Regions from separate parts of the Homo sapiens genome. Here all the other regions are linked to region 3. The links are chromatin contacts, found by Hi-C or POLR2A ChIA-PET in ENCODE. All regions are on one chromosome and are shown on one strand. The core of a region is the stretch at or near the end of the contact, and the rest is flanking DNA. Distances in the headings are between cores, read along the strand shown. Region 1 holds the start of PEAK1 (pseudopodium enriched atypical kinase 1). Region 2 has its middle 76 kb from the start of HMG20A. Region 3 holds the start of LINGO1 (leucine rich repeat and Ig domain containing 1).

Region 1 (4,026 bases), core at 838-3,337, 210 kb before region 3:
TTAATGTGATTGTCGGCAAACAGTTATGAAGTGGCATTATTTCTTCATGGGCCTTCAGGGTAGACTCTTAAAAATGAATTTTGAATGTTAATAGGCTACAAACATTATTGTGAAAGTTTCTGTATACTATCAACTGGATAAAACGAATAGTTGAGGTATCATAATAGTTCAAAGTGATCTTATCTTTTTCTTTCACCAAAACACTTCTCTTCCAACCCTAGAACACAGCCACACATAAATTTTAGCCTCTAAGTTGGGACAGGAGATGGGGGGTAGTGAGGGAAAAGAAGGAACATACATTAAAAAGCCTTAAAGAAAATAATTTGACATTTTTTCCCACATAATGTAGTCATGTTAGAGAATCCAAAATAAAGACATGATAAAATATTTCCCTTTCCCCCCCGACAGCAATGAAAAGGGGATGTTTGTTTTTTCACATAGTTTGTGAGTTGGTCATATCCAAAATTCACTAGCAATGCTATGACTTCTACTTCCATTGTTCATCTCTGGGCTGAGGCTATAACCCTCAACTTTGAAGCCAAGAAAATGTACCATATCTGCCATTACAGTTTACTAAATAAGTCACCAAAGAGAAGTCCCAGGCAAGTCAGAAAGTAATTAGGGTCGTCAGTGAATTGAGCTATCTAGAAATGCTCTGAGATTACGAGAGAAGCCATCATGAAGTGAGTATCCAAGATTGCTCATGGAAAGTTTTACCCCGGTGGATAATTCACGTTTTTCACTTCCACACTGCAGAGAGCAATATGGGTTCTCTGACTATACACATCACTACATCACTTCATTTATCGGGGGAAAAAAAAAGACGCTGTGGCTGAACAAAAATCAGTAAGTAGGCCCCAAAACAGAATCCTCAAGGCAATCCCAATTCAGGTGAAAAGCTGTTCACGTACATCATCCAATGACCTAAAAATAGTCTTTTATGTAAGTCTCTAAGTATTTAATTCAACGTATGATCTTACCACATTCAACAGAGGCAGAAAAAAAATCAATTAGGTTTTCTATAGCAAGGCCAATAAAGATGAAATCATAGTTTTCCTCTAACTCATCACTACCCCCTCAACGTCAGCCTTCCAATAACTCCATTCCACAGCTCTCAAATTCCTGAACTTGGATCTTTAAAAAACAACGAATCGCAAAAAGTAACATTTAACAGGCCAGAGGCAGGCGGGGGAGGAGGGTCTCTCCCGGTGCTCTCAGCAATCTTTAACGTAGCCAAAGGAGGAAAAAACGAAATCAAGCTCCCAGACGGATGGTGCATGCGACGAGAGGGGAGGGGGCAGACGCGGTTCAGACGGCAAGTCCCCATCGAAGGAGGAAAGAAAAGTTGCAAGAACGGATGGGTCAAAGGGCAGAAAAGAAAAAAACTGAGCAGCCGAACCACTCACAACCCCCAAACGACCCCGCCAGCCCACACGTTCGCGGGCTCCCCAGCCGCGGCGCGAAGGGAGCAGGCAGGGAGCCACCCGGCTCCGTCCCGACGCTGCCGGCGAGGCTGCGCCGATGCTCCCGGGTGCGGGAGCGGGCTGACCGTGTGGACCCGGCAGGAGCCAGAGAAGCCCCTCCTGCCCCGGCCTCCCCGCGTCCAGCTCCTCCAGGCTTCACTTTCCCCCGCAACCTCCCAGCCGCGCCCGGGGGCGTCCCTCGCGGCAGGTCCCAACTTTCCTTCCTCTGGGGGGCGTCGCGCTCCCGGGGCCGCCGCCGAGGGAGGGGGCAGGGGCGGCAGGGGGCGCGCGGCACCGGCGGGGCGCGGGGGTGGCCGGGGAGCTAGAGCCCGCGCCGGGCGGGACGCACCGGCCGCCAGAGCCCCGGCGGCGGCGCCACCCAGAACCCGCGCCGCCACCCAGAACCCGCGCCGCCCCGCCCGGATTCCCCCGGGTCAGCGCCCTCAACCCGCGGCAACCCTGGTCCCACAGACGGCGCGTGAGTAGAAGACAACCGAGCGGACGCGGACAGCCGGGCCGCTGTTACCTGAGGGGCGCACACGCCGCCGCGGCGACCACCATCACCGTCCGTCCCGTCCCCTTCCTGGTGACCACGGCCGCCGCCGCCGAGCAACTGACACTGACTAACAACAACTAACTAACTACTCGCCGCGGCCGAGTCCACCGCGCGCTCCCGGCCGCTCGCCGCCCGCCCAGCCCACCAGCCTGCCCGCCTCCTCTCGGCCCCGCGCGCCGCCCCTCCGCGCGCGCCCTCGCCCGCTCGCCGCGCTCCTGGAGCCGTGAGCACGCGCGCGCTCACGGGCCCCGGTCGTCTCCCAGGTCTCCCTCAGCCCCAGCGGGAGGAGTCACCGCCAGGCCCCTCCTCTCTGCCTTCCAACCTCCAGAGGACGAGACCTAAAGGGTGCCTGATTGGCTGCGGAGGGCGGGGCTAAGACAAGGGGCGGGGCTGCCGAGACCTTGGGCCCGCGTGAGGGAAAATTTGGGTTCGATTAAGCCGCAGAGGAAAAGACCAGGGGAGTCTGGGCCCATTTGGGCGTCGGGGCCCGCTAGGTCAGCCGTCATCGAATACAGAATATGTTTTCGAGGACGCTAATATGTAGTCATGACCAATTTCAGTTCTTCTACTTTCTGCGGGCCTTCGCAATAAAAAAAAAAAAACTACATCTCCCAGAAACCTCCACGAAAATAAGGCTCACCTTGCGTAACCACGTAGTCCTTCGCCGCATTGGGGCAAAATAATCCCTTCATTTTTGTGAAGGTACCGTGGAAAATATTTCATTTTTCTTCTCACCGGAGCAATTGTAAATGCTATGCGGTAAGAGGAGTTACCTGTGGAAAGGTGGTTAAGAGATTAGGTAAAGAAAAGGAAAGGACACCAAAATAAAGTGCTGCGGAAGAATTTTTGTCCAGCTGTGAGACGACGAGTGCGTGAAGTGAAGGCGATTGAGAGGGGCTGAGGGAATTGTCCTCTGTGGAAGGGACTTTCTTTTGGCCCTAGGCCCCTTCCTGCCCCTGTCGTCAGCAGGTCAGTAAGCAAGGCGAGCTTGGGGGTGGCCCCAGTCGAGATGCCCTTCACCCCTTGAAGATCACCCCTCTTTTGGTGGTGGTGGTACTGGTTTGTCTCAGTTGGAGGCCGGCTGAATGGGGGCGCCTCAACTTCCGGTTGGGGGAGGGGAGGAAGGCCGTCCTGGGGAGGGGGGACACCCTCACTTCCTGTGGGGGGGTGGTGATGGTTTGGGGGTGTCCGACCCACTTCCAGTGCTGATGAGGGCTTGAAAAGGTGGTGCTTGGTGCCATTCGCGGAGACATTATCTTGCAGCTTGGGGATTGTGTTTTATGTGAAAAGTTAGATTATTCCAAGTTGTGCTGAACACCAACCTGCAGTCAGAATTTATGAGTTTGCTTCCACGTGGAATATGGAGCATTTCCTCCCCAGCAAAATTGTCTGTGTTTTCTTCAAAGAATTCGAAAGCCCTTGTTAAAAATCTCTATGCACCTTTGCAAGACGACATAGCTTGTGTGACTGATGAATTGCCAACACCTGCACCCCTACTCAAGTCCAGCCTTGGCTGGGTGAAGTGTGGTGCCCTCTGCCTTGACATGCAACAGGAAATCTAGCTTCTCTTTTAAGGAGATAACTTTTTATTTAGGGGACTGAATATTTTACATAAAATCTGGGGCATTTTCATCTTAGCAGAATGAAAGTATCACACTGAAGTACTCAAATTTGAGGTTACCTTAACTGATAAAATTGACATCTTAAATTATTAGGACTGTTGATTTTGGGCTACAGGTTTTGCCCTGTGCCTGAGAACAGCTTCTTCAGCCTTAAAAATTCTTATGTGTAGCTTACACGTAACATTTTTGAAAGTTGTATTTTATTACATTTTCCTCCTTTGTAATTTAATTCATCACTGATTTTTAAATGGTATCTGTTCTTTGTGGTTTTAAAGTATAAAGCAAGGGTCATGAGACTCAGCTCAGATTCTAAACAGGAAAAAGTTGGCTCACAAAGGACAAAAGGTCAATAAGAACTTTCTGGTTTTCAGTAGCTCATTTTTAA
Region 2 (3,904 bases), core at 597-3,096, 140 kb before region 3:
AAACCTTAAATCTTCTGGGAAAGGGGGAAAGGCTTTTGTTTGTTTTTATTTTTCTAATTAGGTAAGGATTGTACATGCAAGGAGCAAGCAGCTGACTCCAGGCTGCAGGCCCAGTAGCTTCCAAAGGCAGTAAAGCCAGCAGGCGTGGTGGCTCACGCCTGAAATCCCAGCACTTTGGGAGGCTGAGGCGGGTGGATCACTTGAGGTCAGGCGTTCGAGACCAGCCTGGCCAATATAGTGAAATCCTGTCTCTACTAAAAATACAAAAATTTGCTGGGTGTGGTGGCACATGCCTTGTAGTCCCAGCTACTCGGGAGGCTGAGGCAAGAGAATCGCTTGAACCCAGAAAGCAGAGGTTGTAGTGAGCTGAGATTGTGCCATTGCACTCCAGCCTGGGCATCACAGCAAGACTCCATCTCAAAAAAATAAAGAACAACAACAAAAAAAGGCAGTAAAGTGGAAAACGGCATCAAGGAAGAAACCAGCCTAAGGAGTTAGATAGAGTGTCCCAAAAGCCTCTGGAAGAATATGCAGCACTCCAAGGCCAGGAGACCTCAGCTTCCATCTCTGTTGTAATGGCTGCCTCAAATGAGGACAATTGCCTGGCCAAAAAATAGCAGCATGAAAGAGAAGTGTCATCCCCCCTTATTCCTAGTTTTTCATCCCCTAGAAGCCCCTCATCCAAGGACTTGTGTAAAGTTGTGTCCGCCCCTACTTTGATCTGCAGTAGGAAATGCTGGGATGCATGTCCTGACCCTCCTTCCCCCACTGCAGCCCTCACGAATGGTAGGTGGCTGTCCTGCAGACAGGATGCTGCCTCACGTCCTGAACCTCGCCACAAATTCCTGCCCCACTGGCTGCTTCTGGCTTCCTCTTGCAATCCCAGGAGACAAAGGACTGTGAGGGAGGAAGGGAGCCGAGCATGGTCTCCCAGGCAGAAACCCTTTGGAAGATGCCGGAGCCTCAGCCTGCTTGCCCGGGTCTGCCTTTCTGGGTGGGAGGAGGGGCGGCCTCCCTACTCTTCCCAAATGTCCCTGTCTTAAACCCATGCAGCACAAAACAAGCCAGTTCATTGTGTTCTTGGATATAAATATTGATTCTAGGTGATGTTAACATTCTGTTCATAAAAGAATGTAACATATTTCTCCCACACCATATTAGACTGATGTGTTGTTTGGCCAAGGGAAGTACCGATTGCTGGCTTCTGCGAGAAAATGTGGACATTTAAATGCATGCAGCTTTCAGAAGTCTAGGAAGCAGCCTCAGAACAGCAACCAGGCCCCTGGGTTGGCTTCAGCTCTGCCCTCCTCCATCCAGTTTCTCCTTTTCCATCTCCATTGTTTGCACATACCTTTGGTATTTCTGATCACTTGTAATTTAAGAAAATGCTTTCTTGGAATTATATCTTCTTTCTCAAGGACCTGTTAATGTGGGACATTTGCTTTCTTCAGGAGGGCCCGGAAGGTCAGGACCAAACATTTTTAGTTTTCTTCCCCAGGGGAAAAGATCTGGGAGGTCCTGTCCTCCCGTTTACTTTTTCCCCCTCTCTGCATGTCGGAGGGAAGGGCAAAGTCTTCAGACCAGAGGTGGTCCCGCCAAGCGCTCCACCGAGGCCTGACCAAGCCCAAGACTCAGATGTGTTGGCCGCCTTGGCAAGGCAAATTCCCCACATTCCACAAGTGCTCTTGAGGGAGAAATAGAAGTAATGAGAAAGTGGAATTCTTGATGTGTATGCGTGCTCACTCGGGTGCCAATTCATCCGACACAGACAGATCCCTGGCCTTATTTCGCAAGAGAGTGATAGAGCCCATTTCCAGATGTGCGGGAGGACGGCCCGGGACCCAGTGCTGGCAGGAGAGCTGGCGCCCTCTGCTGTCCCGGCTAGGAAACACTGCAATGGTGGGAAAGAACCTGGGGTTCCTGAAAGCCGGCAGCTCTGTTACAATCCATAGCCGACCCTCGCAAGTGTGGAAGGGGCCTGCAGCTCCTTGCTGTTCAAATGATGAACCTGCAAGGGGCTGGATTCCCTCCTTCTAGCTGGCTCTCTTTGTGTTTCGTGGCTCTAAATGAGCCAGAAATCATGAGGATTTACAATAAAACCCCAGCCTCCCACAGCATCTGCTGGTCCCGTTCCCGAGAAGGTGAGGAAGAGTGGCACTGTCTCTGGCCTGTGAACCTGGCCAGCAGGCCTAGGCAAGGCGAGACAATGAGGGCAGCTTGCCCAAGAGGAGGCCTCCTGCTGATTAGCAGCCCTCGGGCCATACCCTTGCCTGAGAATGCAGCTTCTGGAGGCCTGGCTGGCTCCAAAGCTTCCAGCCGAGTGGAAGCTGCAACTGCTCCCACTCAGGCATACTGGCATCTCTAAGGGGCCTCAGAGCTGGCACAGCCAAGAGACTGGCTCAGCTTACAAGCTTAGACAGAGCTGCCACCCCCCTCTGCCCTGCTGCCTGCCAAGACAGCAGCACAGCAGTGGGTCTGGGGCCAGGGCCAGGCTTGCTGCTGCAGGAGAAAGAAAGAGATATTAATAGAGAGAGAGAGAGAGAGAGAGAGAGAGTGTGTGTGTGTGTGTGTGTGTGTGTGTTGGTGAAACGTAGGGTGGAGATATTAGGGGGATGCAAGGGGGATGGCTGGTGAACTATACTTGGACAGCCTTTCAGTTCTGCAAAAAGGCACAAAACAATCAGTTTTTGTTTTCTGGAAGATTTTTAATTTTTTTTTTTTTTTTTGTAAACCAATCTCTTCCCTGCTGGGAGAAGAAAAACCCAACCCGCCAAGCAACCCCCTAAAAACAATGCCCTTCTCTCTCTGGGACCAATTTTCAGGCTGCACAGCAGTCCTGACAAGGTCAACAAGCTGGAGCTGTAAGTGGAAGATCTTTATCTAGGTGGGAAATAGGAAAATCATTTGACTGATAAAAGGAAATACAATAAATAGCATCTAAATTCCTGGCTGCATCCCCCAGGCCCCTCCTCTGCTGGAGAAAGTGCGTGGGCCAGGGATACATGTGCTGCTCCAGCATGTTTAAAAATAGCATGCAGCACACAGCCCTTTCTTACCTTCCAGAAAGACTTCATTACCGGATCCTCAGCCCTGAGCCTGCAGAGCTGCTGCCGGCACTTTCTTCTCCCTGCGCTGGATTTTTCTCTTTGGAAGCATTAAGGGAGTGCATGTGATACATTTTACTCACGGGCCAGCTCTTGCTCAGCTAGTTTCAATCTAGGCACGTCTAGAGCTCACGTTGAAAGTCCATTGTATTTAATGGGGTGTTAACTCTGTTTATTCTCTGGGGCCTGTGCAGTAATTTTACACTCTGCAAAACTAGCAACTTGAACCAGAAATGATATTCCTCTTTCCCCATGCCCACCCCAGTGGGCTGCAGTCCCCAGGCACCTCTGGCCCTGCTTCCCAGGGTTCCTGTAGCTCAGGTAGCCGAAGAAGTTCTGCATGCCGTGGGAGATGGGAACTCTGGGGTTCACATCCGGTTCTGCCGCTTGTTAGCACTGGTGCAGCCTGAAGCAGGTCTCCTCAGCTCCTGGAGACATTTTTCACATCTGTGAAATGAAGATTTTAATCTGCCCCATGTATCTCAAAAGGCATACAACAATCTCATAGTGGAAAAACATTTTCCTGGGTTCTACAAAGACACCGTCCTATTATTCCCAACTGGGCCACTTCAGCATCACCTCGGAAGCCACTTAACCCCTTCGGATCTCCATCTCTCCACTAAAACCTTGGGGATTTGAATAGGACTATAAAATCCACTAATCAGTCTGAATCTTCACCATGCTGTTGTGATTTTTTTATAAGTCCATTATTCCTTCCACCTTTATTGGCTGGCATTCTACTCTTGGGAAGACTTTCTTGTCTCCCCACTTACTTATTCTCAGGGCCTGGCCCTAGAAGG
Region 3 (4,108 bases), core at 1,544-4,043:
AGACTCCAGCCAGCAAGCTAAGGCCCTGACTCTGAAACCACCACACCTACTACCCACCGCCCCCCACCCTTCCCTGGCTCCACTTCCCCTACCCTCCACTGGACACGCTGCCTCATGCCTCCGTGGGACCCTGCACGAATGACTGCACTGCCTTATCTCCCAACAGGAACACGCCCCAACCCCAATTGTGCTTCTCCAGATATCTGCGGCTGAAGGCGCCTGAAGAGCAGCACCACACATGAGCCCTCACCGGCACCAGGGATCCCGTCTAGCCTCATGCAGAACAACCACCCACCTCCACAAGAGGTTGTTTTTTGGGGGGTTGGGGTGGGGGAGGTGTCCCTCTGGGAGTCTGGGTTTTAGAAAACAATACCCAATATAGGAGAAATGGATGCCCAGAGGACAGAGGATGAAGATGAGCCCAGATGAAAGAGGACTATCGCAAGGGGTAAGTCTCTCCACCTCCCTCCCAGTCACACAGGGCCCTTGGCTTTGAGCACATGCCCATCCCCCTAAAAGCTGGTTCCCACTCTTTAACTCCAGAACCTGGGGAACACTGCAGCTTTAACTAAGCCCTACCCAGGGGCTCACACTTAAATTGTCAGGGGGTGAGGAGGGGGGCAGAGACAAGAACACCACAGGGTGCCTGTCCCTGCCTTCGCTAAGCCCCTTCCAGGAGGGGCAGCTGGGTGCTGCTGGGATCCCCGATGTGAGTCTGTGCCCTCTTTCAGCACGGTTCCAAGGAGTTATTGGTCTCTCCCCGGTGCCACCCTATACCCTCCCTCCCACCTCGGGCCACGGGTAGAAAGCAGGAAGGACAGGCATGCCATCCCAGTAGACCTGCTGCTAGTGCCTTCCCAGAGGCGTGAGGATTTTGAGCTCCTCCCTGGCTTATACAAGGACAAAGGGTCTGGGAGCAGCTGGCCCTCTTCTCCTCACTGACACTCTGCGCTGGATCTGGGGAAGCCCCAGGCTCTCTGCCGCCTGGGTGTCCCGGCTCATTGCTCCCTGGGCATGGGAGGCACCAGTGCTGAAGCCACTGGCATAATGACCAACAGGGTTGAGCCCAGAGCCGCGGGCCAGGCTGGGCTATGCGCCCTCTGGCTGCCCAAACCAAGCAGAGGACTGAGGGAGGGCTGGGCGAGCAGGAAGGGGCTGTCCAGATGCCACAGCCCCTACCTCAGGGCCTCCTGCACTCCCACCCGCTCAGGGCAGAGCTCTTCCCATCCTCTCAGGCCCCCTTCTGCCCCACCCCAACCCCAAGGCCTCTGAGAACAAAGAGGAGGTGCAGGCACAGTCAGGCTGGACCAGGCTGGGCTGCGACCCCAGCAGGAACCGGGAGGGGCTGCCCACTGGCCTGGCCCCACCCCTCCTTCTCAAAGTGGGATCCGCCCGGAGGGTCACATCTCCTGGCATGCCTTGAGAGCAGAGAGCCCACAGCCCACCCCGAAAAGGGTGTGAGGGGGAGCAGGAGGCTCCCTCCTTACCTCCCTCTTCTCAGCTGGTTCCCACCTCCCACCCGCTCTGCCTTAGAATGAAAAGTGGGGCAAGAGGAGGTGAGAAGCCCGGGCTGAACGCAGACAAAGGGGAGGCCCCTAAAGCGTTCCTGGGCGCTCCCGGTCCCCAACTCCCTTCCTTCCACTCTCCCTACTCCCCATCTCCTTTTCACTGGGCAGGAGCTGGAAAGGGGCGATGCTTGTGTGTGGTGGGGAGCTGCCATCCAGGCTGGAGCTTGTGGAGAAACCCAGCCCCTGACCTGTGTCCACCAGCTAGGGAGTGTCTGGTGCTGGTGGGGGCTGCCTGGGGGTACCTGGGGTCCACGAAGGGAGGTACCCACCCAGGGCTGAGCAGGGGGCTTACCCTCTAGAGTGACCAATACTCAGAATGGGAGGGGGGACAGGAAGGGGAGACCAGAGCAGGTCTGGGACACCCGTGGGGGCCCCTCCCCAGCTCCAGGCTCCCAGCTTACAAACCCGGAATTTGTTGGGGTTGGAGAGAGGGGAGGTGGAAAAGGAAGAATTTTCATTTCTGAGGCTTGAGGGGAAATCAGGCCTATGACCCCAAAGGAGGTCTGGGTGGCACCGAGGTGCCCTGCAACCCCAGGAGGGCGCAGCCAGGGCCGATGGCGGCCCCCAGGGGCACTCGCCGCGGGGCTGCCCGCTCGGGGCTCGGCCGCGGCCGCCTGGCTCACCTGCATCTCGGGCGCGCCTTCGGTCCGCTCGGCTCGGTCACCAATCGCATGTCTCTCCAGCCGGCCCGACCAGGCCCCAGCCCCTGCCCAGCCCCCTCCTCCGTTTCCTCCTCCTCCGACACCTCCGCCCGGCAGTCCGCGCGCCCTCGCGGGGCTGGCTGTCCGTCTGTCCGCCCCGCGCGGGCGGGAGCCGAGCCGGAGCCGGGGCCGGGGCTCGGGAGTGGGGAGGCGGGAGGCCGCGGCCCCGGCGGGCGGATGGGCGGGCGCGCTCAGGCCGCGGGACAGGGGCTGCGCGAGCCTGCTTCTGCCCCCTGGGCCGGCCCGGAGCCGCCGCCGCCGCCTCTGCCGCTGGGGCCGGGGTCGAGGCCGGGCGCGCTCCGCCGCGGGGCCGGGGCCGGCGGGCAGCGGCCGCGCATGCTGCTCGGCGCCCCGCGTCGGGAGAGGGGCCGGAGCGGCGCGGGTGGGGACTCCGCGCCCTCCGGGGCCGGGACCAGGACCCACCGCCGCCGCCGCCGCCTGCGCTGTCGCCCGCCGCCCGCTCCGGCTCCCGCGCCGGCTCCCGCTCGGGCTCCGCGCTCTGCAGCGGCGCGGGGAGGGAGCACTAGGAGCGAGCCAGGGAGGGAGGAGGGATCGAGGGAGGAGGGAGCGAGTGAGCCGCGGGAGCCGGGCGGGGGAGGAGAAGGCGCGGCCGCAAAACCTGGTGATGGTGGTGGTGGGGTGGGGGGTGGTTCGTCTCCTTTCAGCGGAGGGGGCGGAGAGCGAGGGGCGCCCCAGCCGCTGCCCTGCACGCTTAGGGCAGCGAAACAGGCAGGGGTGCGCAGGCGAGGGGCGCACCAGCCAGGCGCTCCAGCTCTGCACACGGCCGCGCCCCTCCGGGTCCGGGGCTCTGGGCGAGTCCCGGGCCAGCCGGGTGTCGGGGAGTCCGGCGTGCGGTCCTCCCTGGGTGTATGCGCGCACACCGTTGTGTGTGATTTTTGTGTTGCCACATGCGTGTGCATGTGAGCGCGCGAGTGTGTTTACACGTGTTAACTGGGCTGTGGACGAACACACGCACGAGGACGGACAGGGCTCCCTACACGAACAGGGTTGTTTGGAGGGCGGCATGGGGAGGCCGACCGGGAGCCCCCGTCCTGGCCCTGTCCCCTCCTCTCGAAAGTCCGCGAGGCTAGAGGGCCCACATTCTAGCGCGGGAGGGCGAGGCAGGCAGAATGGGAAGCTCCAGGGGACGGCGAGGAAGCCGCGCTGGCCCGGCAGCTCTACCCAGGAGCCGGGGTCCCCGCCCAGCCTGGCTTCCTGTCCAGCAGAGGGCGGCAGGCCTCTCTGGCCCGCTCCGTCCGGAGGCCCTGCACCCAGTGGCCAGCAGAGGGCAGCGCAGAGCCTCCGCCTGGGCTTGACTGTTCCCTCCTCCCGGAATGGTCCCGGGGATCCTCGGCTGGGGCCACAACTTCAGACGGGCCCAAGGAATGGGACCTCTCCTCGGAGATCCAGATCCTCCTTGATCCTCAGATACAGAAACTAGGCCAGCAGGGATGTCTTGGCAAAGCCTGCAGAGTAGGTTACCACCCTCAGGACCTCACCTTTTTCCCTATACTACCCCCTCCATCTCCTTGAAGCCAGACGCCCTTTACCACCAAGCCAGTTTTATTAGAATAACCATCAATGCTGACACCGCCCGGCACGGCCATCCCTCCTCCCCTGCTGGGAACAACCCATTAGCACATGAATACTCCTAATAGCTTGAGTCCACAGGGGCAGCTGAGGCTGGGGGAGGGGATCTAGCCCAAAGCCTCTCGGATTCTGGGGCAGACGCTGGAATCCCAGTTCCAGTGACACCCCCTCTCCCAGGAAGCCTGCGCAACATCATTGCAGAGATGCCTGGTTGCCACGGAGGGACCTCTCCCCACCCCCAACAGCACC

What was found. A loop is a pair of places that touch in the nucleus more often than their neighbours do. ChIA-PET counts read pairs that join two places held with the same protein, here RNA polymerase II (POLR2A). Pooled maps may share reads with other maps.
Region 1: a loop to region 3 is called in a pooled map, with 4 times the contacts of the local background. The contact joins the promoter of PEAK1 here to the promoter of LINGO1 in region 3. A Hi-C loop is called at or near these places in 1 of 168 maps with a recorded cell type or tissue (dorsolateral prefrontal cortex) and 6 of 50 pooled maps. POLR2A ChIA-PET finds 5 or more read pairs at or near these places in 1 of 52 experiments (RWPE1).
Region 2: a loop to region 3 is called in a map of dorsolateral prefrontal cortex, with 5 times the contacts of the local background. The contact joins the enhancer-like site here to the promoter of LINGO1 in region 3. A Hi-C loop is called at or near these places in 2 of 168 maps with a recorded cell type or tissue (both dorsolateral prefrontal cortex) and 7 of 50 pooled maps. POLR2A ChIA-PET finds 5 or more read pairs at or near these places in 2 of 52 experiments (H1 and RWPE1).

The regions. Positions count from the first base shown.
Region 1 is chr15:77,418,017-77,422,042 of GRCh38, forward strand. PEAK1 (pseudopodium enriched atypical kinase 1) reads right to left here and starts at 2,088. Exons shown (of 10, transcript NM_001385026.1): 1 at 1,990-2,088. HMG20A (high mobility group 20A) reads left to right here and starts at 2,872. Exons shown (of 10, transcript NM_001304504.2): 1 at 2,872-2,988. RefSeq lists silencers at 1,474-1,683, 1,694-1,863, 2,114-2,433 and enhancers at 2,884-2,933, 3,324-3,373.
Region 2 is chr15:77,495,130-77,499,033 of GRCh38, forward strand. It overlaps a transcript of HMG20A not described here. Among named protein-coding and RNA genes, the nearest start is that of HMG20A, 76 kb to the left of the region's middle. RefSeq lists enhancers at 481-1,281, 1,718-2,012, 2,084-2,883. Within about 2 kb of position 1,847, at least 26 of the 41 ENCODE cell types and tissues checked have a DNase peak (open chromatin) inside an H3K27ac peak, as active enhancers do; they include dorsolateral prefrontal cortex, where a contact is called at or near this core.
Region 3 is chr15:77,630,119-77,634,226 of GRCh38, forward strand. LINGO1 (leucine rich repeat and Ig domain containing 1) reads right to left here and starts at 2,794. Exons shown (of 2, transcript NM_032808.7): 1 at 2,192-2,794. The coding sequence starts at 2,197. LOC105370906 (a long non-coding RNA gene) reads left to right here. Exons shown (of 4, transcript XR_001751806.2): 4 at 167-343. RefSeq lists enhancers at 1-218, 3,613-4,108, 3,618-3,747.